Linked DNA regions of Homo sapiens: region 2 is linked to region 1. The links are chromatin loops, found by intact Hi-C in ENCODE. Cell type or tissue: heart left ventricle. All regions are shown on one strand. Links, peaks and the distances in the headings refer to the core of each region. The heading gives the core; the rest is flanking DNA. Region 1 has its middle 190 kb from the start of LINC02513. Region 2 holds the start of TLR10 (toll like receptor 10).

Region 1 (16,574 bases), core at 5,369-13,368:
CCTGTGCCCTGGGGCACCTTCCTTGAAATTTTCCAGGTTGCACATCCGTGCCTACACCTGCAGGAACTGTCAGAATCGTCCCCGGGGGCACCCTGAGCAAGGATCAGGATGCAGGTACCCACAGAGCTTGGTGACTCGTGCCTTTGCAATCGTCACGACTAGGAGGGTGGCCTGGGCCACTCCCACTGCCCAGAGCAATGTTTCTTGCATGAGAGGTGAGGCCACCAGTGGTGCTGATTTGGGGCAATTCACTCACATGGCGTATAGGGCATGTTCAGGGCCCTGGCTACAGACCATCCACCGCAGACCCCACTTGAGTCACATGTGTGGGTTGTGCATGGCTCTCGCCCTCCATGCTGGGATCCTCCTAAGGTCCTCCACACTGAGCAGTAGGGGCTGCGACATTAGCTGTGCACGCCTGATTGCGGCCACCCAGGCCAGCCACCCACACCTGCTGCAGGCTCCACAGTCTTCCCAGGGTGGCTGTCCAGTCCATTGCTCCTAAAGGCAAACAGACCCTGCGGGTCATTGTCCTCTCATCTCCCACAGATGCAGTGATGTCCCGCAGTCGCTGTCGGTCTCAGGCCGTGCCTGATGAGGGTAGACAGTTGCAGGAAGAGGCCTGCTCTTCTCACTCTTTCCACAAGCCACTACCCTACAGGCTGGTGGCACTGCCTGGCAGGCAGGAATGCAGTCCCTATGGAAATATACCACATTTCAGGAAGGTAGTAATTACTGCCTGGTGGATTCAGAACATGGTTGGAAGGTATCTGTATTAGTCTGTTCTCATGCTGCTAATAAAGACATACCCGAGACTGGGTAGTTTATAAAGGAAAGAGATTTAATGGACTTGCAGTTCCACGTGGTTGGAGAGGCCTCACAATCATGGTGGAAGGCAAGGAGGAGCAAGTCAAGTCTTATATGGATGGCGGCAGGCAAAGAGAGCTTGTGCAGGAAAACTCCCCTTTATAAAACCATCAGATCTCATGAAACTTATTCACTATCATGAGAATAGCATGGGAAAGACCCGCCCCCATGATTCAATTATCTCCCACAGGGTCCCTCCCACAACACATGGGAATTACGGGAGCTACAATTCAAGATGAGATTTGGGTGGGGACACAGCCAAACCATAACAGTATCCTACGTTTGTGCTAGAAAACTTTAAAGAGTAAGTTTCACATCACCAAAAAAGAATTATCCTTCACACTTTCTTGCATACTGGGAAAGACTTGCATTTTCTGTTCACCAAGGGGAAAGCACCTTTAACAGACCATTGAGAGCTGATAATCACATCGAACACACCAGATGAGACAGTTGACCCTTAACAATGAAACAACCCTCAAATTAACAGTATTGAGGCAAAGCAGAAACAAAATCTATTCTTTCAATACAAACTGTTCTGAAGAGCCCTGGCATTGTAATAACAGTGTTGCTATCTTTCTCTTACAGTAGGAGATATGAAATTAATCAGGAATGGTACATTTGATGATAAAGAACAGGAAGAGATTCTGTCTAAACCCCGCGAAGAATCTCTATGTGCACTAACTGGACAATACATAAATCATAAGTAACTCTCTTCTACCCATTCTAATTTTTCTTCAATGCATCACTGTACCTCATATGGGCCCATAAATTTTGTCATGCATTTTCTAGTCAGCTTATTTTTATAGATAAGTGCCCCAGCAAACAATGTGTACCGAGGACCCTGCACATGCTAGGGAAAATCCCACTGGGCATCTTGGGTATTTCTTTCAAAATCTTCCAGGTGATTTCCATTTTGTACCCAGGGTTGTGAGTCCCTATGCCAGAAGCGAGAAGGTGGATGTCCACATGTCAACCAGCTGGTTTCAGCCAGCGACAGAGAAGGGCTACAGGGAGTGTTACAGGTGGGACTGTATCCCCCTAACATTCATATGTTGAAGTCCTAACCCCCAGTAGCTCAGACGGTGACCTTATTTGGAAATAGGGTCATTGCAGATGTACAGATGCTCCTCAACTTACAATGAGGTTATGACCTGATAATCCCATCATAGGTTGAAAATGCTGTTAAGTCAAAAATGCATTTAATATACCTAATCTACTGGATGCCATAGTTTAGTCTACCTTAAACATTCTCAGAACACTTACATTAGTCTACACTGGAGCAAAATCACCTAACACAAAACCTATTTTATAATAATGTGTTGAATATCTCACGTGATTTATTGAATACTGAACCGAATGCATGTCACTTCCATACAATCATAAAGCAGAAATATTGTAAGTGGAACCGTCATTAGGTGGGGGACTGTCTGTAATTCGTTTCAAGATGGGATCATACTGGAGTAGGGTGGCTTCTAATCCAATACGAATGGTGGTGTTCTTATAAAAAGGAAGAAATATGCACATGCAGACATGCACACAGGGAGAATGCCAGGTGAACATGAAGGCAGAGATCAGGGTGATGTGTCTACAAGCCAAGGACTGCCAAAGATGGCAGCAAATCATCGGAAGCTAGGAAAAAGGCCCCGAACAGGTCCTTCCTTCACCACTCTCAGAAGGAACCAACCCCTCTGCTACCTTGGTCTCTGACCTCCTGGCCTCCAGAATGGAGACAGTACATTTCTGTTGTTAAGTCACCCAGTTTGCTGTACTTCGTTTCATCAGCGCTAGCAAACTAATGCAGTGAGGCCCCTCAAAGGCGCCCAATGGAAGTTCAATACACAAAGATTAAAAATGAGTTTTAAAAATAAATGAACAGAAAGTTTCCAGGTGGCAAAAGAATTGGAAAGCATTGGAAATTATTTTCTTGAGTTGCTCTTTTTTAATGCACTTAACACTGCTGCAGGAAGCATCATCCGTCTCCCCAGTGAACATCCTCAATCTGCTGATTGCTAGTGAGAAAATAACTGGTTCGATTTATGTTAAGTTCCTTGAATCCTTTCACTCCTTTGCTCATTTCAACCTGTCAGGCCAAGGAGAGATAATTGCATTAAATCACCTGGCAATTTAAATGTTCCTCTTTGTAGTGTCAAAGGAGTCTTTCTCTTTAATCAATGAAAAACCTGAGGTCTCCCTGGCGAATAGTAAAGCCTTACAATTAAGAGCCCACAGGGAGCTGGATTGAACAGGAGAGATTCTGGGTGCAAAGAGAAGCTTCTCATGGATCCTAATCAGGCTCCCTGCTGGAGGAACCCAGAGATGCCCCATGGGTACCGGACAACAGTGGCCTGTGTGTCTCCCACTGGACACTAAGTCCCTTGAGGGGGAGGACTCTGCCCCTCCCATCTTACCACAGGGCCCTGTTTTCATGATTGTTTAACTGAATCCTCCTCCCTAACCCCCTCTTGGACCCAGAGATTGTGCTTCCTTGCCTGATTACTGTATAAGAGGCGGAAACAAACATCTTAATCAGACATTCATGGCACACAAGCCAGTTAAAAAGGGTCACACAAACCAGTTAAAAAGATGACAAATAGAAATTTAGTTAAGGTCGGTAAAAGGAAATGGGGTTTGAACCTAGAAATAAATTTTTCTTTTTTCTTTCTTTCTCTTTTATTTTCATTTTTATATTTTTGAGATGGGGTATTGCTGTCGCCGAGGCTGGAGTGCAGTAGTGTGATCATAGCTCACTGTAACTTTGACCACTCGGGCTCAAGTGTTCCTCCTGCCTCAGCCTCCCAAATAGCTGGGACCACAGGACACACCACCAAAACTGCCTAATTTTTTTATTTTTATTTTTTGTGGAGACAGGTCTCACTATGTTGTCCAGGCAGGTCTTGAATTCCTGGCCTCAAGTGACACTCCCACCTCGGCCTCCCAAACTGCTGAGATTACAAACATGAGCCACCATGCTCAGACTAAATTTTTCTTTTTGAGAATGTAAATAGAGTTGAGAAATTCTTTGGCTCTTTTGACCTATGGAAATAATTTTCTGATTGAAGAGCCTGAGACTCACCCATCTTCTTGTGTAATACTTTAGTGGATCTAGAGAGCTTTAGGTAAGTCCCTTTTAAAATAAATGCCAAAAAAAAAAAATTAGTATTTTCCATCCTGGCAGTTCTTTTCAAGTCCGCTCCTACTCCAAGGACTTTTCAGTGGATGGATTTGGAGGGGAAAAAACATACTGCAACCTGAAATTGATTGATCGGTCCCAGGCCAGTTGCATTTTCTAGCTGTCTGGCGGGCTTCCTGCCAAATCAACCGCTTGTCCACTAGTTCCCTAAAAATGCCTTTGTTCAAAAAGTTGCAAACACCTAGTGCCATTTTAAGGTGAGCCCTAGCTCCCCTACTGGCTGCATGAATCTCTGCTGTTGAGAGGAAATTTGACATCATTCTTCCATTCTGAAGTCCCGGATTTGAATCCCAGCTTCTTCCGTTATGCAGGTTATTTGGCTAAGACTTGGTTTCCTCATCTCTAAATGGGGATAATAGAAGCGATGTCGGTGTTTTCACAACCTCTTGCGAGGATTAAATGGGAGAGTGAATGCAAATATCCTGATCTATATAGCAGGTGCTCAATAAAAGAGCATCCACCCCAATTGTCTGACCTGCAGCTCAGCTGAGGCTATGAACCTCTTCCCTCGTCCATATGAAAAGTCCAGACGGGGATAGAATCTGTGTCTTCAATTCCCTCTGCCCTGACCCCTTTGTAGTCGCTCTGAGCTTAGGCTCCTGTGCTATAATTTCTGATCGGGGCGCCAGTGCTGACAGTGGATTAAAAGGTCAGAAGACTGGCCCTTTTCATCTCAAGGAATCAAATAAATGAGAATCCGCATGCTGGATTTTAATTCTAACCAGTAAACATCTGTTGATCAAAGACCCATGTCAGTCCTATGCTGGAGACCGAGAATAATGAAATGAGTAAGATTTGGCCCCTTCCTCCCAGCCTGTCTACATCTGGATGTGCAGTCATTCTACTGAAGATAGTTCTAGATACAAGAACTAACTCAGCAATTTCCCGGTACTAATTTAACTGAAATTCACAAGTGTTGTTCAAATACAAGTTTGGGACTTTGAGGGGATGTATTTATTGGCTCCAAAGAAAGCCCATGGTAAATATCTTTCCACACATCCATTTTCCAAGGAAATCATAATGATTCTGTGTCCGGAATTGGTGGGTTCTTGGTCTCACTAACTTCAAGAATGAAGCCGTGGACCCTCGCGGTGAGTGTTAACAGTTCTTAAAGGTGGTGCGTCTGGAGTTTGTTCCTTCTGATGTTCGAACGTGTTCAGAGTTTCTTCCTTCTGGTGGATTCATGGTCTCGCTGGCTTCAGGAGTGAAGCTGCAGACCTTCCCCGTGAGTGTTACAGCTCTTAAGGCGGCCTGGAGTTGTTCGTTCCTCCTGGTGGGTTCGTGGTTTCACAGGCCTCAGGAGTGAAGCTGCCAACTTTCGCAGTGAGTGCTACATCTCATAAAAGCAGTGGAGACCCAAGAGTGAGCAGCAGCAAGATTTATGAAAAGACTGAAAAAACAAACCTCCCACACTGCTGAAGTGGACCCCAACGCGTTGCTGCTGCGCCCAGGGCGCCTGCTTTTATTCCCTTATCTGGCCCCACCCACATCCTGCTGATTGGTCCATTTTACAGAGAGCCGATTGGTCTGTTTTACAGAGAGCTGACTGGTCCGTTTTGACAGGGTGCTGCTGGGTGCGTTTACAATCCCTGAGCTAGACACAAAAGTTCTCCAAGTCCCCACTAGATTAGCTAGACACAGAGCACTGACTGGTGCATTTACAAACCTTGAGCTAGACACAGAGTGCTGACTGGTGTATTTACAATCCTTTAGCTAGACATAAAGGTCCTCCAAGTCCCCACTATACTCAGGAGCCCAGCTGGCTTCACCTAGTGCATCCCGAACCAGGCGGCAGGTGGAGCTGCCCGCCAGTCCCGCAGCGCCAGCCTGCACTCCTCAGCCCTTGGGAGGTCGATGGGATCGAGCGCCGCAGAGCAGGGGGCGGAGCTCATTGGGGAGGCTCAGGCCGCGCAGGACCCCACGGCGGGGGATGGGGGGAGGCTCAGGCATGGCGGGCTGCAGGTCCCCGAGCCCTGCCCCACGGAAAGGCAGCTGAGGCCCAGCGAGAATTCGAGCACCAGCACGGGCTGGTCTGCACTGCTGGGGGACCCGGCGCACCCTCCACAGCTGCTGGCCCTGGTGCTAAGCCCCTCACTGCCCGGGACGGGCTGCTGAGTGCGGGGCCCTCCGAGCCCATGCCCACCGGGAACTCATGCTGGCCCGTGAACACGGCGTGCAGCCCTGGTTCCCGCCCGCGCCTCTCCCTCCACACCTCCCCACAAGCAGAGGGAGCCGGCTCTGGCCTGTGCCGGCCCAGAGAGGGGCTCCCACAGTGTAGCAGCGGGCTGAAGGGCTCAACGGCGGCCAGAGTGGGCACCAAGGCCGAGGAGGTGCTTAGAGCGAGCAAGGGCTGCCAGCATGTTGTCACCTCTCAATTCTATATGTTATTATATTATTTTGGGTCATTTTAATTTTAATAAAAATATTTACGTATGAAGGAAAAACACATTATTGTTTCTTGACTTTTCTTTTTTCTTTTTCTTTTTTTTTTTTTTTTTTTGAGACAGAGTCTTGCTCTGTCACCCAGGCTGGAATACAGTGGCGCAATCTCAGCTCACTGTAAGCTCCGTCTCCTGGGTTCAAGCCATTCTCCTGCCTCAGCCTCCTGAGTAGCTGGGATTACAAGCGTGTGCCACCATGCCTGGCTAATTTTTTTGCATTTTAGTAGAGACGGAGTTTCACCATGTTGGTCAGGCTGGTTTTGAATTCCTGACTTGATGATCCGCCCACCTCGGCCTCCCAAAGTGCGGGGATTACAGGCGTGAGCGACTGCACCCGGCCTGTTTCTTGCCTCTTAATCCATAAACTTCATTGACCTTAATTTGTAACAATATAAACTAGAAGTGACTTTTTTTAGTTACTAAATAAAGCCAACTATATTTTCATTGAAATAATTTGACAAAATCGTTTTTAAGTCCTGGAGAAGAAACTGTTCTCTAATTGACTAATTAAAACCCACTTAAACTAATAAAGTAGATCCTCTATGGACCTTCTGTACTAGAGAAAACTTTATTAGTCCGAGTTGAGCTACAGGATAAACTTAGAGGTAATAAACTGCATTGGGGGAAAGAAATCAAACATGCTATAAGTGGGAACTTCCACTTATCTACGCTGATCCCTCAACTGATGCCAGGAACTGTATTCACGAAGAAGACTCTAAACTTTTGAACTGTAGCTATCTTCTCCAGTTGAGAAAACCAGATTTCCTCCCTGGATGGCTAGTGATGTTTTTCACTGGGGAAGATAGCATTTGCCTTCTGCTCCTTCTTGCAGCCAAGGTCAAACTGATCTTGTCTGATGCATCCTCTCTTGTCCAACTGCATCCCATTGAAAACTGAGACCATTTTGGCCAGCTAGCTTTTCCTAGGCCAGCAAAGGGAGCTCAGTGCAGAACAGAGAATGACACTGTCAGACCATCCTCCCAAATGAGCTCTCCCTGGGGAATCCCGGAAGTGCAGTGGACACAAGAATGGACCATAATCTTGGTCCTAGTGCCCACAAGTAAGAACATGCTACTTAGAGAGTCACATATATGAGCTATGTGTGTATGGATCTGCAAAGGTGCAGCCATGAATATCTCCCTATATTTTCAAGAAAGAAGCCTCAATTGAGGCCAAAAAAGATTTTCTTAGACCCTAGAGGTCTCTATGGAACATTGCTTTAATTAGATTGGAATGGTTTGTACTTAAGCTGTCAAATGGATAGATGATAGGCCAATGATAAATTGATTGATTGATTTAGAAGTCAGACAGATCTAAGTTTATACCAATTCCTGGCTGAAGGAGAGCTGCTAAGGTACTAAGTTTCCTTAAATCTTAGTTTGTCTGTAAAATGGGTTTGCTTACTTCTCCAGGTGGTTTTGAGACATGAAGGAACCTGTGTCTGTAAAGTGCTTATTAAAGTGACTGACATAAAGTAAGCCTCAACAAACAGGAACTATTATCAACTCATTGTTATTGAAGGATAGTTAATTTGGGGCATCTTTGTGAGTTCAGGAGTTCAGAACAGTAAGGAGACAGACTGGACTCATGGAAAGGTTCCAATACACATCCTTGTAAATTGATACTTTCCACAACAATGCATAGTTTAAGTGGGATCAGTCACCTGGTGGTCAGATGTGTACAAGTCACAGAGGGTGAGACAGTTCTGCTCAGGAGCCCGGGAACCCAGCCTGATTTCCTGTTTCAAAAATCACACCTGTGAAACTCTATCCAGGTGGGAAACTCTTCTGGTCCAGTCTCCTCGAGCCATGGTTCATTATCAAGTTATTTCTCTGGGTCACCCTGAGGTCATCTCCTTAATTAATGCAACAGCCAAGGGAGGCCAGGCCCAGGAATTTAGCTGGACAGGCTTTGCCTAAAAGTCCATAATAACACCTCATCTTTGTTGAACACTTACTATGTGCCAGGCACCGTGCAAACAGCCTTATGTGCATTCGTTTATTTAATCCTCTAATGGCCGTCTGGAGGAGCAGCTACAATCATCCCCATTTAAAGATGCAGAATCTCAGGCTTGTCAAAGCCCAGTCATTCATCCAAGATCACAGCTAGGAAGTGGTGGAACCAACATTCCAGGTCTTTCTGACTCAAGTGCCTGAGCTGTTACCAGGATATACTTCACAGAAAATCATTAATCCCACATTTCTCTCCCATGTCACATGTGTTTATATTGCATCTGAGAACAAAAGGCGGTTTAAAATTCTCCCTTTTCTCACCTGCTGAAGAGCAGCACAGCCTGTGGCCGGCCACTAATCAGGCCCTACCTTGCTCCAAGTTTTCCAGAACACTCCTCAAATACTCTTTATATCCCATCATTGTTTACCCCAATTCCTGCTCAGGATTTTTTTCAGCCTTTCCAAAAAGAAGCACAATTTAACAATTAGTTTAAATCACTCTTAGCTAAGAATCCTCTTTTCAGGGGCACGTGGTTGGAGCAAGAGTGCCACCTGGTGGAAAATTTGGGTCACTGCCAACACACATTTCTTGGGCAAAGGTGGTTAGGCTGGACCTGAGCAGGGCTCCCACTGCCTGGAAAATTTCCTGGAGAGCTACAAGAACTAACTCAGCAATGCCCAGGTACCAGTTTTACTGCAATTCACAAGTGTTGTTCAAATACAAGTTTGGGACTTTGAGGGGATGCATTTCTTGGCTCCAAAGAAAGCCCAGAATGGGGATTAGGATTAAGTGAGGCAGAGTCTCGCAAGTACAGGAGTGCATCCTGTCTTTACTTAAAATTTTAATGCTTTATTTATTATGATTTTTTTTTGCATTTTGATTTTTTTTAACTGCATTAAAATATTATTTTTCTTGATTACTGAGTTTTGGGTACCCGCTCGCATTTCGTACCCACGACAAAGGTCTCACTTGCCTCCCCCTAGTACTAGCCCTGCCAAAGCCCTCTGAAAAAGGATTTCGCTTCCTTTCAAAGCTCTGGCAATAAGAAATTGACCCCTGGCTCCTGTCAATTTCCCACACATCTGTCTCCACTCTTCCCCATCTGAGAATGGTCTTGGTCCACTTCTGTCATCACCGCACCCCTTCCTGCTCTAGTTGATACACCAACCCCAGTCGAAAGAAAGTACACAAACCAGCATATACACTCGAGTATAACAAGTGAATAAATGGCAAAAAAAAAAAAAAAAATGTGCCAAACAAACCTCATCGCAGGTTACTGCTCCTTTGGCAGGCAACTAACAAACCAAGCTATAAAGCTGCTTCTGCTTTTCCCAGATCCAGGACCACCAAGCCACAGGAAATCAGGGCAAAGGGCACTTGTCAACACTCTGCCCTCACCCAAACTTGGCCATAGCCCACGAAAGGTCAGCCTAGTAACATTTCTTCCTCAACAATGTCCAAACTTAATGCCAACATCAGGCCAGGTCGCCATAAAGCTCTATATCTGGGCTGGGTTATTCCAGTCCCCTGGTTCACAGCCTAAGCCTGGTGGAAGGTCTTTACCTGTAATGCATGAGTGGGCATTGGGGGTTGCGAACATGGTTCTGGAAACCTCTGAAATTTTACGCAAATTATGTGCTTATTATTTTCCTCCCATTTTCGAAGGAGGCTTTGACTCTATAAAGGGTAAGAATCACAACAGTCTTAATAAAGTCTTCAGCCTTTATCAAAGGTCTATGCGAGAAATAGCAACAAGAAATACCTTCCTCTGCGTAGCCTGGTAAAAACAAGCATCAGTGGCCTGCTCTGTAGTATATAAACAGTGTTGGGCCATCCCAATGCAAAGACCCAAGCGTTTCTTAGTGTAAAGAAAAAGGGAGACTTTTTCTCTCTTGATAAACTGGAATCTCACCTGGATATAGAACAGGATAATCCAATATAGAACAGGATAATCCATGTTTCCTTCTCTGCCTTTTGCTGCCTCCTTAAACTCTTTTTCAGCCTTACCATGGCTCTCAGGTAAAGTTCTTTTCTGCAAGCTCTAGACTTTCCTCTGAAATATGCTTTCACCATCTGGGCATCCTTACTCTTCCTGCAAGACCTGGCCCTCGTGTCAGCCTTCTCAACACTACCAGGCAGGGCTGAACACAGTACACACACTTCTGTTATTAAGCAGATTGTTTTTCTGGAATGATCTGCATATGTATCTATCTTCCTCACAAGACTGTGAGCCCAGGAGCACAGGAAATCCAGTCTTATTGGTTTTGGTACCCTCAGTACCTAGCACAGAGTCAGTGTGTAAAAACAAAGTTTCAGTGAGAGGATAAATCAATCCATGAATGAATGAACAAATACCTACAAAATGTGTTTTCCTAAAACATTCTTTGACTTTTTCAACAATGTGTGAGCCTCAGTAATAACGATTGACGGACAGAGCAGACAGACTCCCCCACCACCCCCAATGCCTTCATTTCCCAGATAAGGAAAGTGAGGTTGCAACAGACACCAGCGGCACCGAGCCCAGCAGCTCCCCTCAAGAGCCACACCCAGGCCAGCTGCCAGCCATGCCGCAGCTGTGTTCTGAGAACATGTAGCACCCCCACGTCACTTGGCAGGTATTGCCACAGGCGTGCCACGTCGCCTTGCTTTTCCTTTTCCCTCCTTTTGCTGCTCCCTGGTTTAGGGTCCCCGTCACCTGTGCTCAGAGCACACAGTAGGGAGACAAGTGATTGGGGGGATTCACAGGAGAGAAAGTATGGTGGCTGGGAGATCCTCACTGTATCCCTAGCAAGGTCTGGAAACCTCAATCTTCATGATCCTTTGTCATTAACCATACTAAGGGTCCCCATTACTATGGGAACTTGGTTAATTCCCATTAACCAAGTAATGGGAAACCTGTTGACTCTTTCAACTTATTTCAACATCAGGATACAGAGAGCTGAAGTTCATGCCCAGAAATGCATCACCCATGAACCTAAACAGCTAGTTTTACTCTGCCTCCTCTCACTTGAATTAGTCTGATAAAAACCTCAGGGCGGCTGCTCCAAGCTCTGCTTGTCCCAAACCCATTTCAGAAACTGGAACGTGAGCTGGGCAGAGGGAAGGACTAACCCCCTGCTATTGTTCCGGCTTTGGAGAAAAGACCTACAAGGAAACTCTCAGCCCAATGCAGCTGTGGTGGTTGCTGAATCGTCAGACTTGCCACAAGCAAGATAAAAACTTTAAACAACAAAGGACTTTTCCGTGTTCTGCTGCACGCGGTTTCTTGTTCTGTTTTGGTTTCTCCTGGTGGTGTGGCCTGGCCTGCAGGGTTTCCTGACACTCTGCCCACCGCAGTCAGGAAGGTGCAGAAGCAACGGAACCCCTCACACTGCTTCTCAGTGGCTCTCCTTAACAGGCAAAGGAAACAATTTTTTTAATACAGGTAAATCCAGAAAGGACCTAAGGCTTTGATTCATTGGGGTTTGGTTTTGTTTTTATTTTTATTTTTATTTATTTATTTATTTATTTTATTTTATTTTGAGACAGAGTCTTGCTCTGTCGCCCAGGCTGGTGTGCAGTGGCGCGATCTCGGCTCACTGTGAGCTCCGCCTCCCGGGTTCACACCATTCTCCTGCCTCAGCCTCCCGAGTAGCTGGGACTGCAGGCACCGGCCACCATGCCCGGCTAATTTTTTGTACTTATTTTAGTAGAGACGGGGTTTCACCGTGTTAGCCAGGATGGTCTCGATCTCCTGACCTCGTGATCTGCCCGCCTCGGCCTCCCAAAGTGCTGGGATTACAGGGGTGAGCCACCACGCCCGGCCTATTTTTATTTATTTTAGAGACAGGGTCTTACTCTGTCATCCAGGCTAGGGTGCAGGAACACCGTTGTAGCTCACTGTAGCCTCCAACTCCTGACCTCAAGGGATCCTCCCGCCTTGGCCTTCCAAAGAGCTGAGATTACAGGAGCGAGCCACGGCACCCAGCCTGATTCGTTGTTTGTGAGCAGCAATTTGACCTTCTCTTGTCCACGCCTCAGAATTTAGGTCTCTCCTCTGAGGAACACAAAAACCCACATAGGAAGAGAGAGGAATATTTCAAATTTAGAGCTGAGAAAAGGGAAGTCCCTTTACTCTTCATCCTCAAATGTTTACCCAGTTCATGTGTCTCCCCTCTTCCAGATATCTAGTAGAAATGGGCCACTTGGCCCTGATCACGTGGTTTTCTGTTCTATGTATCTCTTTTCTGTCACCCCAGATTTTAGATATTTCTGTTTCCTTTTGTACCTATTAAGTACAAAATAGATACTGATTAATTGATAATAGCCACCGAAGTCTAAAGCCAAATTAGAGCCATTTTTATTATATAAAAATATAAAGCATTTATAGGCCGAGCGTGGTGGCTCATGCCTATAATCCCAGCACTTCAGGAGGCTAAGGCGGATCATTTGAGCCCAGCCTCGGCAACAAGGTGAAATCCTATGTCTACAAAAAAAGACAAAAAATTATCCAGGCATCATAGTGCACACTTGTAGTTCCAGCTACTCAGGAGGCTGAGGTGGGAGGATCAGCTGAGCCCCGGAGGTCAAGGCAGCAGTGAGCCATGGTTATGCCACTGCACTCTAGCCTGGGCAACAGAATAAGACCCTATCTCAAAAAACTAAAAAAATTATAAAACATTACTACAAGCCAGACCCTTTATTTTACATTTAATCCTCACCCCAATCCTATAAGGAAAGTGTTTTTATTCTGTTTTACACATGGAAAAACCTGAGGCTTGGAGGGGTTAGTGTTTTTTCTGGTAGAGCTACAGATACTAACCAGGCCAAAGTCTCATTCCTAAAATCCTACCATTGCCTCCTAAACCAGCCCAGCTCTTCTCACTCTTATCTACCTTGGATGGGCATCAGGCTAATCCTTCCTTCATCTCCTCCATTTAACCAGCTCTGGACTGGGAACATGGCACAGTGAGATATTTCTCAACATGAGAGTGACGGCTGGCACTCCCTACCATCTTGTCTGTAGCTGAATCCCTGATCAACTCTACTTCTCGCTGTAAAAAACAGACCAGACCTCAGAATCCTTCTCAACACAGCACTCCAGGCAGCCACTAGCAATCAATCAGCATTGCCTTTGATGACATAGCCAGTGACTAATAGAATTTAATTTCCATTTCTTTCCCATCCTTCCTGCCTGATTTCCCCAGTGTTTCTGGGGCAGATGGATGGATGGATGGATGGATGGATGGATGGATGGAAAGGAAAAGGAGTGCTCCTCATACAGGAGAATCCTTCTTGGCACCACTCCTAATTTTGCTGACTTCACTCAATGCCAGAGCTTCCTTACAAAACTTGCTCTTCACATGAGGCATCTGTGGCGTTTGTTATAGGAACTGGTGAGACTCACAGGTCATTCTGAGGCCATATGGACCCTCTACATCAGCACTTTGCTTCTCCCTCAGTCTCATTTCCTCCCATCCAACATATGCCTGAGCTTAAAAACATCCATTCACCCCGTACTTCCTTCTTCTTTTTAAAGCTCAAGCTGACAAGAGAAATTTCTTTCTCCCACTCACTTTTTTTTTTTTCCTATAAAGGGTAAAAAAGATTTACAGCTCTGCTGTGGGGTACGCAGGGAGGAAGAGTGATTAAAAACTCTTTGGTGTCTTTGGGGCCATAAGTCCCTTAACCTGAGCCATTAGGTACTTAGAGCTTCGGAATCAGCCCGTAATTTAGCTTTGGTCAGGAAAGCATGTTTTCCAAGCCCCCTTAAGTCCCAACGTCAGTTGAAAAACTATCTAGTTTTGATGCTATCTGGATATTCTTTCCCTCAGCAAAACACTGCTTGGTGGTTGAGAGGAAGGAAATGTTAAAAATTTATATTCAGGAGAGTTTAAAGAGGAATAAAATAGCTCTTATGAAGCGACATTTTGGTGACTTGAGTACGAGGAAATCAAAAGCATATGGATTGTATGCTGTTAAAACATACTTTTGTTTCCTCCAAATGGAAAAAAATACTAGGGAAAAATATATTTTACAAAATGGCATACATTGGAAGATAGCTGGAGATTTTTTTAAAAATCCAAAATGTGACAAGGATGGCCTAGCCCTAGTTATTAATATCTTGGAACCAGCTGGAGAGTAAAATTAGGTTGTAAAATGGTTGTACCATTTGTTACTCCAAGCTGGAAATGACACATTTCTCATGTATTTCTAAAGGAGAAAAAATTCCATATTGAGGTACATGAGATGAGGTTTTGTTTCATTGTCTCTGTTTTGACATTAGTCATAATAATTCCTTTCACTGAACTCACACCTGGGCAAGGTCAAAGTGTACAGATGAGACCAGGTCCTGGAGTCAGACTCTTACTGGTTTTGCTTCTAATAGTGATGGGATCTTGGGCAAGCTCATTCACCTCTCCGTACCATAGTTTCCTCATCTGGAAAGTAAGAATAATCATCATCATCGTAGCTGCTCTATGGAAACATCCAGGTGAAGCCCCTGTAATAAATGCCTGGCACACAGGAAGTTCTCCGTAAATGTTTGCTGGGATGATCTGTCATCCTGCCAGGAATGCCCTGCCACTTGGTATCTCCATGCTCAGCCACTGTCTTCAAAAACGGACCAACATTTAGCTACACTGACCAAAAAAAGAGAAGACACAAATAACTAAGCTCAGAAAATGAAAGTGAGGACATTACTACCGACCTTACAGAAAGAAAAAGAATTACAAAAGACTGTTATTAAAAACAATTGTACACCAACATATTAGATAGCCTAGATGTAATAGCAGTTTCTAGAACCACACAAATTACCTCAATTAACTCAAGAAGGAATCAAAAATCACAATAGACCTGTAACAAATATAAATATTGAAATAGTAATCAAAAGCCTCCCAATGAAGAAAAGTCCAGGACCAGATGGCTTTACTGGTGAAATCTACTAAACATTTAAAGAATCCTTGTCAAACTCTTCCAAAAAATAGCAGAGGTGAAAACACTTCCTAAATCACTCTATGAGGCCAACATTACCTTGTTAACAAAATCAGTCACTTCTTTTAGGACTCTGACCATTAAATATAACATCACCTTTCCTCTTATTCTCTCACCCTGATTTATTTTGCCTCCCAGCACTTAGCACCACCTGATATATTATATACTTATTTGCTTATTTATGTATTCCCTGTCTTCTCCCACTAGAATAAAAGCATCATCGGAGCAGGGAATTTGTTGGGGGTTTTTTTTTGCACTGTTAAATTATCAGTGCCTAGGAAAGTGCCTATCACATAATAGGTGCTCAATAAAAATTTATCGAATGAATGAGCAAATAGTCTAATCATTCTTTCACTAAGAGGTGGTAGAGTGAAAACAGAAGAGGACCTAGGTATTGAAGAGCTCCAAGAAATAGCTGGCTAGAAGACCAATGCAACTTCAAAGGCAGATAACCAAGAAAGTGTTGTATTGGAAGACAAATGAAAAGCAGGGAATGATCAACAGTGCCAATTAGTGCTGAGAAATGAAGTACAGGGAGAATGGAAGTGTCCACTGGATTGAGCTACATGAAGATCATTGGCCACCTTAGTGGGAGTTATCTGGGAAGAAGCCAGGTTGTGCTGCTAATGGGCTGAATGAGCACAGGCAATACATTCAGACAACATTTTAAAGGAGTCTCTCTATAAAAAAGAAGGTGCAGAGGCCGGACACGGTGGCTCACGCCTGTAATCCCAGCACTTTGGGAGGCCGAAGCTGGTGGATCACAAGGTCAGGAGATCGAGACCATCCTGACTAACATGGTGAAATCCTGTCTCTACTAAAAATACAAAAAAAAAAAATTAGCTGGGAATGGTGGCGTGCACCTGTAGTCCCAACAAGTTGGGAGGCTGAGGCAGGAGAATGGCATGAACCCGGGAGGCAGAGCTTGCAGTGAGCTGAGATCGTGCCACTGCACTCCAGCCTGCGCAACAGATAGGGAAATTGCTGGCAAGGATGAGAGACAAGTGAGGATATTGCTTTTAAGTGGGAACAACTTGTGTAAGCCTAAAAGCCTATGGAAAAAAATGCAGCCGAGAAGAAAAGACGTTGAATATGCAAGAGAAGGCAAGGTTCCCAGAGTGGGTGGAGGGTACCCAAACCACAAGACTGGC
Region 2 (16,574 bases), core at 4,415-12,414, 600 kb before region 1:
TGGAGACGTAAAATGAGAGTAATGGAAATACCTGTCTCATACTATTGTTACGAGGATTAAGTGAGTTAATACATATAATGTCTATAGAACAGTTCCTGGCATTAAGCAAAAGCTCAATAAATGTTAGAGTTATTATTATGTCATTATCATCATTCTTCTTGTCCTTATTATACCAACAAATATGGAACTGGAGCTGAAGTGCTGATCATGTTTCATCTAGATTATCCTGGGCTTTCTAAGATGAAATAAAATCAGAAAAGAGACAAAAGTTACAGAAAAACTGGGAACAGCTCCATGTTAAACAAGCGAATGAACAAATGAGGCAAACAAAACAACTAAAAATGGCAAATGGGGAAATAAGAAATTGGGAAGTAAACTGTTAGCAAATATCATAGATAAAATTCATGTATATCAAGAACTAATAGAATAAAATAGAAAAGCACTAAGATCTCCATTGATATGTGGGCAATAAGCATGGTCAGCCCAAAACAGGATCCAGTTAGAAAATGAATTTATGAAAAATTTCAACCTCATTAATGCAGCCCAAGTGTCCCCAAGATTTCTCATTTTTTGGGTTACCACTTCCTTTTCATTTTAAGTAAAATGACTCAAGTCCCCAACCCCTGTGTTTACAGGAAAACAGTTCCTCCTGAGGATTTCAGAGAAGAGCTGGACTTCCTGGCTGACTCTCACATTCTCTTCTTCTGAACTGCTTCTTCTGGTAGCTCCCTGTCACTTTGGACAAGCTCGCACTGCCCTCCTTGGCTGTTCTGGAACTGTGTGATGGACTTCATCCTACTAGGACACAGTTGCTTCTTGAATTCCCCAGATAAACACCCACCCGTGTGAATGACAAGCCATAATAAAAATTAATTGTCAAAATTAATCAACAAGGTCCCAAACAAGATTGAGAGCCAGGGGACAGAAGTGCCACCGGTAATTATATAGTCACAGGCAGACCTATGAGGATGTTCATCTTTCCTCTAAGACAACTTGAAGTTACAGACGTTTCTTAGAACTTAAAAAGTTTGATAGCCCCTTACCCAAAGAAATAGAAGCATTGGAAAATATGTTAAAGAAATTTCTATGAAATTAGAACAAAATGACTTATTTTGCAAGAGAAAAAATAAGTAAAAGCCTAACTCTGAGAAGTCCACATCCATCTAATAGGTGTTCCAGAATCAGAAAAAGAGATGAGGTGAAGACATTATCAAAAAAAATAATAATAATAAGACGGAGAAATCCCACTGAAGGACATGAATCTCCTAAAAGTACCCAGCAAAACGAACAGTTCAAAGACCCAAACCAAGGCACTTTCTCTTGAAATTTTAGACCATCAGGAACAACAATAGTAAAAGCTTCCAGAGAGAGAGAAAGAAAAAAGAAACCAGGTTACATACAAAGAATCAGAAATCAGAATAACCATGCATCTCTCAGTACAATGCTAGAAGCTAGAACTTACAGAACAATACCTTCAAAATTGTATAGAAAAATCATTTGCAACATATAACTTTATATCCAGCCAAACAGTCAATCAAATATGAGGCATGACATGTAAGTTCTCCCTCCAAATTAACCATCAATGCATTCTTTCGGGAAACTACTGGATGATGAATTCCACTATAACAGATAAAAACCAAGAAAGGAGATGCTGTGCATCCCAAGAAACGAGAGATCTAATACAGCAGAGAGGAGCAACAGCTTTCCAGGATAGCAACAACTCAAAGTCAGAGGATGTCAGCTCTGCAGAAATCCAATGCATGCTGGAGCAAAATGACAGACAGTAATTTGAGAGAGGTGATTGTTTATTTGATAGATTTCATTATATTACATTTTTTGACTTGAGAGCTATTTGGGAATGTGAGGAAAATTATCATAGAAGCATTGAAAACTAACAAAATAAAATACAAGGCAATTATTAACTACAAGAAAACCAAAAAGCATAATCATAGACTGTAATCATAGTGTATAATGTAGCTTTTAGTGAGGCCCAACATTACATAGATCATAATAATGTAAACACTGAACATCAATTTAACCAAAAGTAAGAGTTCATATATAAATCTCTGCCAAAATATTGCTCTTTTAAAAAGTAAACCATTGAGGCCTGATGCAGTGGCTCATGCCTGTATTCCCAGCACTTTGGGAGGCCGAGGCAGGTGGATCACCCGAGGTCAAGAGTTCAAGACCAACCTGGGTAACATGGTGAAACCCCGGCTCTACTAAAAATACAAAAATTAGCCGGGCATGGTTGTGCGTGCCTGTAATCTCAGCTACTTGGGAGGCTGAAACATGAGAATCACTTGAACCTGGAAGGCGATCACATCGTTGCACTCTAGCCTGAGCGGCAGAGCTAGACTCCAGCTCAACAAAAAAAAAAGAAAAGAAAAAGAAAAAAAAAGTAAACCATTGAGTTAGATAAATGCTTTCTTTTTAAATCAGATATAAATGATACCAGCTGCTGTAGTGTGCTGGTAAATGTTTAACAACAGATTCGCAGAAAAACAAAATGCTTTGACAAATTATTAACATTTTCTTCATTACTTTTGTAAGTCTAGAAAATTAACAAAACAATAACTAAAGTCCTAATTTATAGTGTTTGCCAATTTTATGGTGTAAATACTCCTACCATGGTTGATTTCAAGGTACCAACATGACATCGCTGAAGGTGGAGTTGGAAAGAAAAGTGCAGTATACCATTCATTGTAAAGTGTTTCCACCATAACAGATACAGTAGACAAAAATAACTCCCAGAACATAATGATGGTAAATATACAGTCAAATAATTAGGAAGTGATGAGTTCTGAGTATTTACTACTTTTGTTTTAAATATAGCTTTATTTATTTATTTATTTATTTTAGAGATAGAGTCTTGCTGTGCCACTTGTGCTGGAGTGCAGTGGCACAATCATAGCTCACTGTAACATCAAACTCCTCAGCTCCAGAGATCCTCTTGCCTCAGCCTCCCGAGTAGCTAGGAATATGGGCATGCCACTACACCTGGCTCATTTAAAAATTTTTTTGTAGAGACGGGGTCTTGCTATGTTGCCCAGGCTGGCCTTGAACTCCTGGCTTCAAAGGATCCTCCTGCCTTGGCCTCCCAAAGTACTGGGATTACACACGAGTCACTGCACTTGGCCCTAAATATAGTTTATTTAAATGCAGGTATATATGATTTCATTTTTAATAATGATTATTTTTAACAACTGGCTCACAAAATTCTTGAAAATTAAAAATTGGCTCTTATGAGCTGGTATAAGCTGGCTCTAGCAGAGCCCTGGACGTATTGAAATATATCTTAGTAAGCATGATTCAGTGTATAATTGTTCATATTCAGTGCAAGCAACAATGGCATGTGGCTTGGATGCAAACAAGGAAATCCAGGGGAATTCCTCAAGCTGACATGTCTTTTTGGATATTTGTTATATGATTAAGTCTTGGAATTCTGCCTAAGAGCAATGCTAAGCAACTAATTAATAAAGTTATAATAATACCTAGACCAGGATGAGAAATCCAGGCTTTCCTCTTTTTGTCTGTACTCTTTTCTCTTTACCGCTCCCTTGTTTAGCCTTGTATTTTATTTTCTCCCTTCCTTTTCTCTCCATTTCTCTCTTGTTCTTTGCCTTCCATCCTAATTTTCTCTATTTGTGTTTCCCTTGTTCTTTCTCTTTTTTGCTTTTCCCTTTTGATCCTCTCCTCCCAGTGCTTTTCTCTTCCATTTCTCTCTTTCCTCTTTAATTTTTCTTTCATATTTATTTGTCCTCCTTTTCTTCCCCATGTCACTTCTAATAGATACACATATTCCTTCTCTGCCCCTAAAGCCTTTGGGATAATTTCTGAGGACGTGGGTTCTAAGTGATGGCTCTTACAACAGGACCATTCCCAGAGTGAGCAGGGTCAGTTGAGAGGGGAAGTGGGAGCGGGAGTCAGGGGTAGCACATGGGAAAATGAGAGATGAGAAATGTCAATATTTGGTATCATTAGGGAAAGTTTCGTGGGTGCATTAGAGTTCAAGTTTGTTGGCTCATTGTAGGACTGTCATTTATTAACCTAAGGCTCTAGTCCTGTTTGTGTAATATGGTAGCCACTAGCCGTATGTGGCTATGGAATGCTTGAAAAGTGACAAACCTGAATTGAAATGTGCTGTAAGTGTAAAACACACACCAAATTTCAAAGACATTATATAAAAAAAGAATGTCAAATATCTTGCTAGTAATTTTTTATATTGAGTACTTGCGAAATAATATTTTAATGTGGTGAATTATATAAAATATATTATTAAAATTAATTTCACCTCTTTTTGTCTTTTTAATGTGGTTACCAAATCTCTCCAAAGTCTTTCAGGTTCCTAGCACGTATCTAGGATCATTTTATTTTATTCTTTTTCTTTTTTCTTTTTTTTTTTTTGAGACGGGCTTTGCTCATGTTGCCCAGGCTGGAGTGCAGTGGCGCGATCTTGGTTCACTGCAACCTCCGCCTCCCAGCTTCAAGCAATTCTGCTGCCTCAGCTTCCCAAGTAGCTGGGATTACAGGTGCATGCCACCATGCCTGGCTAATTTTTTGTATTTTCAGTAGAGACAGGGTTTCACCATGTTGGCCAGGCTGGTCTCAAACTCCTGACCTCAGGTGATCCACCCACCTCGGCCTCCCAAAGTGCTGGGATTACAGGCATGAGCCGCTGTGCCCGGCCAGGATCATTTTATTTGTTTGAACTAAAATGTTCTCCTTATACTCAAATGTAGTAAATGAATGACAAATGATTTAAATTTTCTAACCATGTGAGAATTTTATTACTTTTCATTTATTTTTCAGAAATAGGATTCAGAAAAAAAAAAAGTTGTTACTATTTTCACTTACTGATACCAGTAATTAAAGTAAAGGAGCTTTCCCCAGCTAACACGTGCTCCACACTAGACCCTGAACCACCCGCAGTGCTCTTAGGGAGAATGCAAGCCCAGGCCCTTTCTTCTACCCGTGAGCAGCTCTAGGTCATGTAACTTTCCTACCTGCCTGGATCAGGGACCAAGGCCCTCTTAAAGGCAAGAACTATAAAAATAGACTGGGTGCGGTGGCTCATACCTGTAATCCCAGCACTTTGGGAGGCCGAGGTGAGTGGGTCACCTGAGGTCAGGAGTTCAAGACCAGCCTGGCCAAGATGGCAAACCCCATCTCTACTAAAAATACAAAACTTAGTCGAGCATGGTGGCACATGCCTGTGATCCCAGCTATTTGGGAGGCTGAGGCAGGAGAATCACTTGAACCCAGGAGGAGGAGGTTGCAGTGAGCTGAGATCATGCCACTGCACTCCAGCCTGGGCAGCAGAGCAAGACTCTATCTCAAAATAATAATAAAAATAAAATAAGCTAGCCGCCTGTAAGGTGGTCATGAATCCTCTGCCCAATAGAGACGCTCCATCTTGCATAGTGAGGCAAAGATCTGATCAGATTTCCCTTCTTGGGGGAAGTATTCTCAGAGCGGGCCTCAGCCCTTGACTGTAAGCCATGAGCCTGGGAAAAGGCTGTAGGAAGACACATATAGAAGCAAAGGCAGCAATAAAGAGAAGTGGGGAATAGAAAGAGAAGCAGATTGAGGAAGAGTCAAAGAGAAGTCAAGTCATAGCTAAAGTGGAGAGCAGCCCAACCAGACAGCCTGACCACCACGGCTGCTCTGGGAGTCCCCAGAAGCCACTGCTCCAGGTCTCTAGAGGGCCTGGCTGTGCTGCTGTGTTTCCTTACAGCCTCTAGTGTCTTTAAAATAAACCTCCATCCCCTTGTGGTAACCCAAGGTTCTCTGTTCATTGCAACATATATGAAGGCAGAATCACAGCTGGCCCACGTCTGGTATCAGAGGAAGACATAGGAGGGAAATGTGTGTTTGTGTGTTTGTGTGTGTGCGTGCGTGTGTGTGCGCGTGCCTGCGTGCATGCATGTGTGTAGGGGCAGGGGGAAGTTTTTTAAAAAGGAATAAAAATATTACATCTTAAAGTTATCAGCACATATGGTTCTGAGCATACTATTCTTGGTTGCTAGTTGTGAATAAAGATTTAAACGTTTTAGAAATCTCAGGTGAAGGCAGAGAGAGTATTACATAACCTCTTGGGCATCTGGAGTCGTGAAAAAATTGTGGGCTTTGGAACCAGACTTACTTAGTTTTGAATCTTGGCTCCCTCCCCTATTGGATGATGACCTTGTGCAAGTTTTTTGTTCTCTCTCAACCAGTTTTTCCATCTGGCGAATGGGAATAAAGTATATGTTCTATGTAGTTTGTGGTGGTGATTAGCCAATATCTTGTGTGCAATACTATCTGCACTTAGGAAGTAAATGCAAGCTTAATGATGATGATTAGATGACACAAGCAACAACTCTACTTGGCTCAACTTGTTTTTGGTAAACAAATGTAAAAACACTTAAAGAAAACTTCTCCGTTTTCTGACAATAAAGTATTTAAACATGTTGGTCTCTGGGGAAAGGAAGAATATGTCTTTGGACAACAAAAACCCCAAGTGATTATTTTTCCTTGAGAGGGCAATATACAGTGTGAGTGTGCTGATCATAGTAATTTGAGAATTTCTGAAATGAAAAAGATTTTAGAGCTTAGTTCATCCAACAAGCTGGGAATCCCCTCTCCAACGTTCCTGACGGGTGTTCCTGTCTTCCTACGTTTGTGTAATATAGACATGTTTGTATATGTTTAGGTGAGGAGCAGAGCTGGTTTTGTTTTGCTGTTGTTTTTCTTTTTACAGTTATTTATATTTTGTGTGATTTCCCCCTACAATATATGTGGAAATACATGGACTACATTTTAAATTTAAAAACCCCAATATGATAGTTAAAAAATGTATTTTAAGAACCCACCCACTCCCCAATTTTATAAGACATAAATCTATTATAATCATTCATGTTTAAATTGATCATTCCTCCTGTAGACAAATCCATCTGGAAATTTTCTTCTTTACTCGTGATCTCCAGCAGTCACCTAAATCTTAAGTCAAGTATGAAAAAAACCTCAAAAATGTTGCTTTAAAAATTGATCCGTACTTTGCGATCTACATTTTAAAAAATACCATGCTTATTTTACCACTTCACTTCAAGAAAAGGCCTCTAGGTCAGAGGTCTCCAATCTTTTTGGCACCAGGACCAATTTCATGGAAGACAGTTTTTCCACAGACCGGGTTTGGAGATGGAGGAGAGATGGTTTCGGGATGATTCAAGCACATTACATTTATTGTGCACTTTATTTCTATTATTATGACATTGTAATATATAATGAAATAATTATACAACTCACCATAATGTAGAATCAGTGGAAGCCCTGAGCCTGTTTTCCTGCAACTAGATGGTCCCATCTGACATGATGGGAAGCAGTGACAGATCATCAGACATTAGATTCTCATAAGGAGCACGCAACCTAGATCCCTCCCATATGCAGCTCACAGTAGGGTCCAAGCTCCTATGAGAATCTAATGCTGCCACTGATATGACAGGGTGTGGAGCTCAGGTGGTAATGCAAGCGATGGGGAGCGACTGTAAATACAGATGAAGCTTCATTTGCTTACCCACCACTCACCTCCTGCTGTGTGGCTCGGTTCCTAACAGGCCATGAACTGGTACCTGTCTGTGGCCCAGGGGTTGGGGACCACTGCTCTAGATAACTCCTTTCCACCCTCTTCCTGCCTGATTGCTGAAATTATGGAGTCACCATTCCTACTCCTGCCCATCATCACATGACTGCCCCACCCAACTGATGAAAGGGATAACCGACCTGCACCTTGAAGAAAAGCATCATCAAAGAGCTCTAAGATGCTGTGGAAAACCAGTATGGTAGTTCTGCAAAAAATTAAACAGAATGGTCATACGATCCGTGAATTCCACTTCTAGGTATAGACTCAAAAGAATGTTAAGTACCAACTTAAATAGATATTTGTGCACCACGTTCACAGCAGCATTATTCACAAGAGCCAAAAGGTGAAAACTACCCAAATGTCCATTGATGGATGAATGAATGAACAAAATGTGGGACGTACATACAACAAAATAGTATTCAGCCTTAAAAAAGGAAGGAAAGATTCTATTATTCTATGTAATAATAATAGAAATGATATGGATGAACCTTAAAGACATTATGCTCAATGAAATAAGCCAGTCACAAAAAACCAAATATGGTATAACTCCACGGACATGAGGTACCTAGAGTAGTCAAATTCACACAGACAGAAAGTAGAATTATAGTTTCCAGGGTCTGAGGGAAGGGGAAAATGGGAAATTATTTTTTAATGGCATAGAATTTCAGTTTGGGATGACGAAAAATCTTTGGAGATGGGCAGTGGTGGTGGTTGCACAACAGTGTGAATGTACTTAATTAATGCCACTAAATTGTACATTTAAAAATGCTTAAGGTCAGGCGCGGTGGCTCACACCGTAATCCTAGCACTTTGGGAGGCCGAGACAGGCAGATCACTTGAGCTCAGGAGTTCAAGACCAGCCTGGGCAACTGGCGAAACCCCGTCTCTACAAAAAATACAAAAAACTTAGCCAGGCCAGTTGGTGAGCGCCTGTAGTCCCAGACATTTGCGGGACTGAGAAGCCCAGCCTCTTGCGGGCTTTAGCGCAAGAGGTCAAGGCTGCAGTGAGCAGTGATCACACCACTGCACTCCAGCCTGGGTGACAAAGTGAGACCCTACCTCAAAAAAAATAAAAATAAAAATAAAAATAGAAAGATGGTGAGCATGATAACTCCTATGTTATGTGTATTTGACCACAATTTAAAAAAGTGCTAAGATTATAATGAATATATATAACATGCAATACCAGTAGCATGCAGAAGAGGGCGGATGGGGTTTAAGCTTTACAGAAAACCTCGATTCAATTCCCTCCTGCAGCCAATTCTGACCGTGTCAACGAATCATCCACGCACCTGCAGCTCTGCTGAGAGAGTGCAAGCCGTGGGGTAAGAACCTTAGCTTTGTTTGTTGTAACTCTCATTAAAAAGATATAAGGGCTGCATGGGTATTTTCTAAAAAGGAGATAATTTGAGCTAATATTGAGGGGAGGGAAGTAGGGTTATTTAGATTTTTAGTATTTACTATTTTGTCTAGATTAATGATTAGTGACCTTGGGGCTATTGATCTGAGGAATTTCTTGCAGATGCTTGAGAGCGTGGGTTTCTTTTCACTGATTGCGGATCAAACCTGGTCAGCTCTTCTATTCAGATTGAACGGTCCTATGCACTGTGGCAAGTTTTTTCTAGCTCTTATTTCCCCACAGCGTATGTTAACCTCTGCTGGATGAAACCTTTGGCTATTTAAGGCATATTTGTTGCTCCTTTACCCCGTTGAAAAGTTCTGCATTTGTGTTACCTGTTTAAAAGTAGGGGCAGATCTGATGGATCTTGTACAATGCAGTTCTTATTCCGTTTCCTTCAGAAGTGGACAAAGAGGGCCATATGTGGTTGCTGTAAAGAAGAGGATGGTTAACAACCTGTGAGCATTTGGTTTCTTGATAAGCTTTCTCCCAGACCACCTACACTGAGCTATTAATTAGGAATAGGATGCACTTCGAGTTTTATTTCAATTCTTGTGAACTTATAACTTTCCTAAGAATATATTTATACATGTAGGCAAAGTCTCTTGAACTTTGTGGCACCTAGCAGAGTGTCCCACAGCAGCTGCATGAAGCTTCATAGACAGGGGCATGGGGTGAGAAAGGAGGAAGTGGCCGCCATGGCAGCTGGTCAGATCAATGGATTCAACCTCAGTGATTCGGTCCTTAGGATGTCGTTACATCTTAAGCCACCTCATTTCAAGGTTTGAGGTGCCTTGCATTTGGGTTTAGTTACCATCCAGAAGGAACCAGACAGGTCTGGGTTCAAATCTCTGCTTCTTCAGTTGGTCATCTTGGGCAAGTTACTTTACCTCTGGGCTTTAGCTCCTCCATCTGTAAAATATGAATAATAATGGCCGCCATTTTGTTGAGTCATTGAGGGATTAAACAAGGTAATGGACATAAAACACTTAGCTCCATGTCAGACACGTAGGAAATACTGAAAAGAAGTCATTCTTACTCTTATGTTGCAAAGATCATTCAACATTCAATAGGTTCTTAATCTCTTTTCTATTTCTTTATATCATTGGGAAAAGATAAATTAGATGATTAAATATTCTTTGGTAAAACACTAGTTGTCATTTGATGATGTCTTTTGACTTGGACTTTTAAATTATAAGATATTAAAGATGTATTAAGGAAGGTCATTCTCTGTTTTTTACCTGCTTTTAACGTAGTAGTAGGGATATGATATTAACATATATATACTATTTATAGACTACATCACCAACATGGTGAAACCCCATCTCTACTAAAAATACAAAAATTAGCCGGGTGTGATGGCAGGTGCCTGTAATCCCAGCTACTCAGGAGGCTGCGGCAGGAGAATCGCTTGAACCTGGGAGGTGGAGCTTGCAGTGAGCTGAGATCATACCACTTTACTCCAGCCTGGGCAACAGAGCGAGACTCCATCTCAAAAAAAAAAAAAAGTGTATGTCCTACTTTTAAAATTGCTTTAATGAGGCCAAGCACAGTGGCTCACACCTCTAATCACACCCATTTGGGAGGCTGAGGTGGGAAGATTGCTGGAGGCCAGGAGTTTAAGAGCAGCCTTGGCAACATAGTGAGACCCTGTCTCTATGTAAAAGTTGTTTTTATAAAATGTCATAATGCATAAGTATTGCCTGAGAGATAGGACCTTTACTATTGTTATATTAAGAGAAGTTCAAAAAGAGTTCCTCTCCCATTGTAGTCCCAGATAAGACTGTGGTATTGGGCAGGGGGAAGAAGTGGGTAAGAGATAGAAACTCTGACTTCTCAGCGCAGAGTTCCAGCTAAAGCAACTGGGTTAGATTCTGCTGCATTCTTAAGGGGCCATGGCTCTAAGACCTAGAAGCTTAAAGTCAATTGCTACAAATTAAGCACTCTATGAGAGGATAACATTAAAAGCACCTTTGTCAACCTAATGATTATAACTGCCAGGGTCCTATCAAGCCATAATAGAGCCTGAGGCAAAAGAAACAATCAGCAATACTGATCCTGTCTTTATGAAAAATTTCGATATTTTGTTCAACATAGATTTTTGCATTAATTTTCATTTTTAAAAATATTTCATGTAAACATTATCTTGATTACTGAGTTCCTTGGGACCCCCTTAACATTTATGCCTTCCTTGCTTCACCCGAGTCTTGACCTGATAACTGCCACCATTTATTAAGTGTGATATGCTAGGCATGGTACTAAGTGACTTACATACATTGTCTTATGCCTCTTCACAAGCTCCATTTTACAGATGACAAAACCAGATCTTTCAGAGATTAAATAAATGGTCCGAGTACATAGCTAATGAGTGGATGAATGGTTAACATTGGATTTGAACACAGATCCATCAATCACTAAAACCAAACTTATTCTTTTTTTTTTTGAAACTGAGTCTTGCTCTGTTGCCCAGGCTGGAGTGCAGTGGTGGCATCTCAGCTCACTGCAACCTCCACCTTTTGGGTTCAAGTGATTATCCTGCCTCAGCCTCCCGAGTAGCTGGGACTACAGGCACATGCCACCACGCTCAGCTAATTTTTTGTATTTTTTTAGTAGAGACAGGGTTTCACCATGTTAGCCAGGATGGTCTTGATCTCCTTACTTTGTGATCCACCTGCCTCAGCCTCCCAAAGTGCTGGGATTACAGGCCTGAGCCACCGCGCCAGGCCTACCAAACTCATTCTTCAACCATCATGCCCTGCACTGTATCAGGAATTCACAACATAAATTCATTCATTCAACACATATTTATGAGAGCATATTATGCATCACGTTGTACTAAGGATTAAAACGTTGAAATTCATACATACAAGGATTCATTCATTCATATGTGCATTCAACAAGCAGTAATGAGCAGGCACCATGTGTCAAGCACTATGCTACATGCTGAGGATACAGAAGTGAACAAGACAGACAGCTACCACGGGAATGAACAGAGAAGGGACAGGTGACAAGCAAATGAATGAAAGTTTATTTACTAAGAGGTCATTCAGAAGAGATCATGAATTCATGGAAAATTATTTTCTGCATCTAGTGGCATGGAAATTAAGATATTCTGAATTTTAATGTATAGTTTTAAGAAAACTGAAAGAAAATATAAAGTTTATCATTATACATTGGATACTATGAACACAATAATTTGAGTAGTAATTACACTTCCAGGCCACAGTTGTAAACTGATTTTCTATTAGAAATATTTAAAAGTAGATGTAGAAAACTTACTCTTAAATATATAACAGTTCAAAAATCCAGCAGGAACTAAGTTAATTAAATAGAATATTCACCTGTTTTTTCTGATAATTATCCTGTGTTATATTTACATATTAATGCAGTATAATATTTTAGTATACATTACACTCTAGGGAGTCACTGAAATGTCAGCAAAGAAAAATACGGCCGGAGGCATCTTAAGTCATTTGACCACGTTTTTAAAAGTTGGTGTTTTGAGAAATCATCTAAATGTGGTGACCTTACCAAAATGATTGCTTTTTCTCCAAGATATTTGAGAACACTTACCAGAAACAATAGTTTATGAAATATAAAAATTATATGATCAATGTGGATAATTAATATTTTTACAAAGGAATTCTCCAAGTTTACATTGTAAGGGAGTTCACACAAAGAAACTATGATCATATGTGTTCCCAAGATAAGAGATAAGATGCTCTCTCTCCTTTACTAGTATCAGCAGCTAATGGAAAACTTGGGAGTGGCCCTCTCACTCCCTACTCTCCATAGGTTTTCTGGAATTTCTTCACTTCAAGAAAAAAACCAGACTTGGGAAGGTTCTAGAGAAAGAGAAATACAGATGAGAGAGAGGTAACATTCTAAGTGGCCTTATGTTTTGATTCTGCCCCACCTTTGTTACCCTGCCATGTTTGTGTGCATTCCTGTGGATGGGCGTGCCCACTGCCTCCCTCACCTCCCATCCAGGCTTTCAGAATGATGGGAACATGACACGCACAGAGAATTCTCTCTAACCCATCCTCTTTCTGTTGAGCATATCTTTTGCTCCCTCTGCTTGTCTATGGGAGTGACCTGTCTGAGGGAGGTTGAGGGTCAATGTGTAACAGATACATACAAATGGAAGCAGAAAAACTCCCCCACTAACTTATCACCTGCTCTTGGTGCCTTCAGAGAGCCTGGTGTGGGGACACGTAGAGTTAAATTGTTTACTAATTTGAAATTAGAATCTAACCACTTCTCTCCACTTCCATTGATACATTCTCTCTGGCACAAGTTACGCTATAGTGTCCCAAGGAGTCTTCCCTGCCAGCCTTGTGGCTCCCAGTCATTTCCACCCAACAAACAGAGGAATCTTTTTATTTGTTTGTTTGTTTATTTATTTATTTATTTATTTTATACTGTAAGTTCTGGGGTACATGTGCGGAACGTGCATGTTTGTTACATAGGTATACACATGCCATGGTGGTTTGCTGCACCCATCAGCCCATCATCTACATTAGGTATTTCTCCTAATGCTATTCCTCCCCTAGCCCCCCACCCCCTGACAGGCCCCGGTGTGTGTCAATGTGTTCTCATTGTTCAACTCCCAGTTATGAGTGAGAACATGTGGTGTTTGGTTTTCTGTTCTTGTATTAGTTTGCTGAGAATGATGGTTTCCAGATTCATCCATGTCCCTGCAAAGGACATGAACACATTCTTTTTTATGGCTGCATAGTATTCCATGGTGTATATGTGCCATATTTTCTTTATCCAGTCTATCATTGATGGGCATTTGGGTTGGTTCCAAGTCTTTGCTGTTGTGAATAGTGCTGCAATAAACACGTGTGTGCATGTATCTTTATAGTAGAATGATTTATAATCCTTTGGATAGATACCCAGTAATGGCATTGCAGGATCAAATAGTATTTCTAGTTCTAGATCCTTGAGGAATCGCCACATTGTCTTCCACAATTGTTGAGCTAATTTACACCCCCACCAACAGTGTAAAAGCGTTCCTATTTCTCTACACCCTCTCCAGCACCTGTTGTCTCCTGACTTTTTAATGATCACCATTCTAACAGGCATGAGATGGTATCTCATTGTGGTTTTGATTTGCATTTCTCTAATGACCAGTGATCATGAGCTTTTTTTCATATGTTTGTTGGCTGCATAAATGTCTTCTTTTGAGAAGTGCCTGTTCATATCCTTCACCCACTTTTTGATGGGGTTGTTTTTTTCTTGTAAATTTTTTAATGTTCTTTATAGATTCTGGGTATTAGCCCTTTGTCAGATGGACAGATTGCAAAAATTTTCTCCCATTCTATAGGTTGCCTCAAACAGAGGAATCTTTAAAATGTATGTCAGAACCTGTCATTCCTGGACTCTAAATCTTCTGCTGGTTTCTTATTTCAGTCAGAGGAAAATTGCCAAGTTCTTATAAGATCCGACCTCTTCTCTGATTCCGTCCCCTAACTCCACTCCAGGTCTTCCTCACATTTTCCAAGCACATCAGGATCTTTAAATTTGTACTTGCTGTTCTCTCTCTCTCCAAAATACTCTTTCCCCAGACAACAAGTGTCTTGCTTCTTTGGCCCCTTTAGATTTCTGCATGAAGATCACTATCAGGGAGGCCATTTTTGATCATTCTATAAAAAAGAAAATCACTCCCCAGTCTCTCTCTGTTTCCCTTATCTTAGTTATTTTTCCTTCAAGACAATATCACTGCCTGATATTGGTCCCCACCCAAATCTCATCTTGAACTGTAGCTCCCATAATTCCCACATGTTGTGGGAGGGACCTGGTGGGAAGTAATTGAATCATGGGGGCGGGTCTTTCCCATGCTGTTCTCATGATAGTGAATAAGTCTCATGAGATCTGGTGGTTTTATAAAGAGGAGGTTCCCTGCACATGCTCTCTTGCCTGCTGCCACATAAGACATGACTTTGCTCCTCATTCGCCTTCCACCATGATTGTGAGGCCTCCCCAGGCATGTGGAATTGTGAGTCATAACATATAAACGTATTGTTTTGTTTGCAGTCTCTCTTTTCTTAACTTCTTTCTAGAATATAAGCTATGTAGAAACAGAAATCTCTTCTGTTCACTGCTACTTCCCCAGTGCCTAGAAAAGTTTCTGGCAGAATAGGTACTTAATAAATATCTTGAATAATGAATATCGTAAAATCTTAGTACTCCAACTACCTCTGTTCTACGTCTAATCCAACCACGTGAAGCCTGGCACATCTCCCAAAGTCCTCAGAATTCTATATCCTTCAATTTCCTCATCTATCAAATGGGAGTAGTAGTACTTCCCTCACAGAGTATGGTGATAAATAAATGAGATAATATACATGAAGCAATTAGTATGTATCTTGGCACATTGAAATCTAACCTGAAAGCTTTGATTCTATGCCATAACAGAATTCAGCAGCTGAATATCAAGACCTTTGAATTCAACAAGAAGTTAAGACATTTATAGTTGTCTAACAACAGACTGAAGATTGTGGCTTGGTATTCACTGGCAGGTTTCAGACATTTAGATCTTTCTTTTAATGACTAACACCATGCCTATCTGTGGAGAAGCTGGCAACATGTCACACCTGGAAATTGTTTTTCAACATTAATACTATTATTTGGCAGTAATCCAGATTGCTTTTGCCACCAACCTGAAGACATATAGAGGCAGAAGGACAGGAATAATTCTATTTGTTTCCTGTTTTGAAACTTCCATCTGTAAGGTAAGTGTTGAAAGTCAGATATTGGCTCCAGGGACTTTCTATATCCACAAATACAAAAATTGAGGGGTAACTCCTTGATATCAAGTCAAAGGCTCACAATGTCTGGTAATAAAACAAATTACTTTCAATTTTCTTGAAATCTTCAGGCTATCAAAAGGAGATGTGAGAGAGGGTATTGAGTCTGGCCTGACAATGCAGTTCTTAAACCAAAGGTCCATTATGCTTCTCCTCTCTGAGAATCCTGACTTACCTCAACAACGGAGACATGGCACAGTAGCCAGCTTGGAGACTTCTCAGCCAATGCTCTGAGATCAAGTCGAAGACCCAATATACAGGTTGGAACCTTACTCCAACCTCTTGATGAATGTAGTCAGATGTTGGCATTTTTTTTGCAAATAAAAATCCTACAGGATTTAACAAACCAAATAAAAATCTAATATTATATACTTTTTTTTAGGGTTTTGAGCTCATCTTCATCATTCATATGAGGAAATAAGTGGTAAAATCCTTGGAAATACAATGAGACTCATCAGAAACATTTACATATTTTGTAGTATTGTTATGACAGCAGAGGGTGATGCTCCAGAGCTGCCAGAAGAAAGGGAACTGATGACCAACTGCTCCAACATGTCTCTAAGAAAGGTTCCCGCAGACTTGACCCCAGCCACAACGACACTGGATTTATCCTATAACCTCCTTTTTCAACTCCAGAGTTCAGATTTTCATTCTGTCTCCAAACTGAGAGTTTTGATTCTATGCCATAACAGAATTCAACAGCTGGATCTCAAAACCTTTGAATTCAACAAGGAGTTAAGAT

The links. Hi-C counts contacts between places; a loop is a spot of excess contacts. Peaks named below come from ENCODE experiments on the same cell type or tissue, not always from the same donor. Only the 100,000 strongest peaks of a DNase experiment are listed, where the experiment ranks them.
Region 2: a loop joins it to region 1, with 8 times the contacts of the local background. A loop is called at or near these places in 25 of 110 quality-filtered maps.

What each region holds. Positions count from the first base shown.
Region 1 is chr4:38,172,266-38,188,839 of GRCh38, reverse strand. No RefSeq gene overlaps it. Among named protein-coding and RNA genes, the nearest start is that of LINC02513, 190 kb to the left of the region's middle. RefSeq lists enhancers at 1,456-1,625, 8,747-8,806, 9,107-9,276, 11,007-11,276. In heart left ventricle, for the core only: a CTCF peak has its summit at 9,009 (motif pointing left); DNase peaks (open chromatin) are centred at 5,952, 9,019, 10,989, 11,749 and 1 weaker place; H3K27ac peaks cover 1,270 bases.
Region 2 is chr4:38,775,293-38,791,866 of GRCh38, reverse strand. TLR10 (toll like receptor 10) reads left to right here and starts at 8,877. Exons shown (of 4, transcript NM_030956.4): 1 at 8,877-8,946; 2 at 15,441-15,757; 3 at 15,904-16,092; 4 at 16,215-16,574. The coding sequence starts at 16,277. It also overlaps a transcript of TLR1 not described here. RefSeq lists a cis regulatory region at 3,813 and enhancers at 3,729-3,898, 9,556-9,725, 9,788-9,997, 12,933-13,102. In heart left ventricle, for the core only: a CTCF peak has its summit at 8,802; no DNase peak of the experiment used is centred there.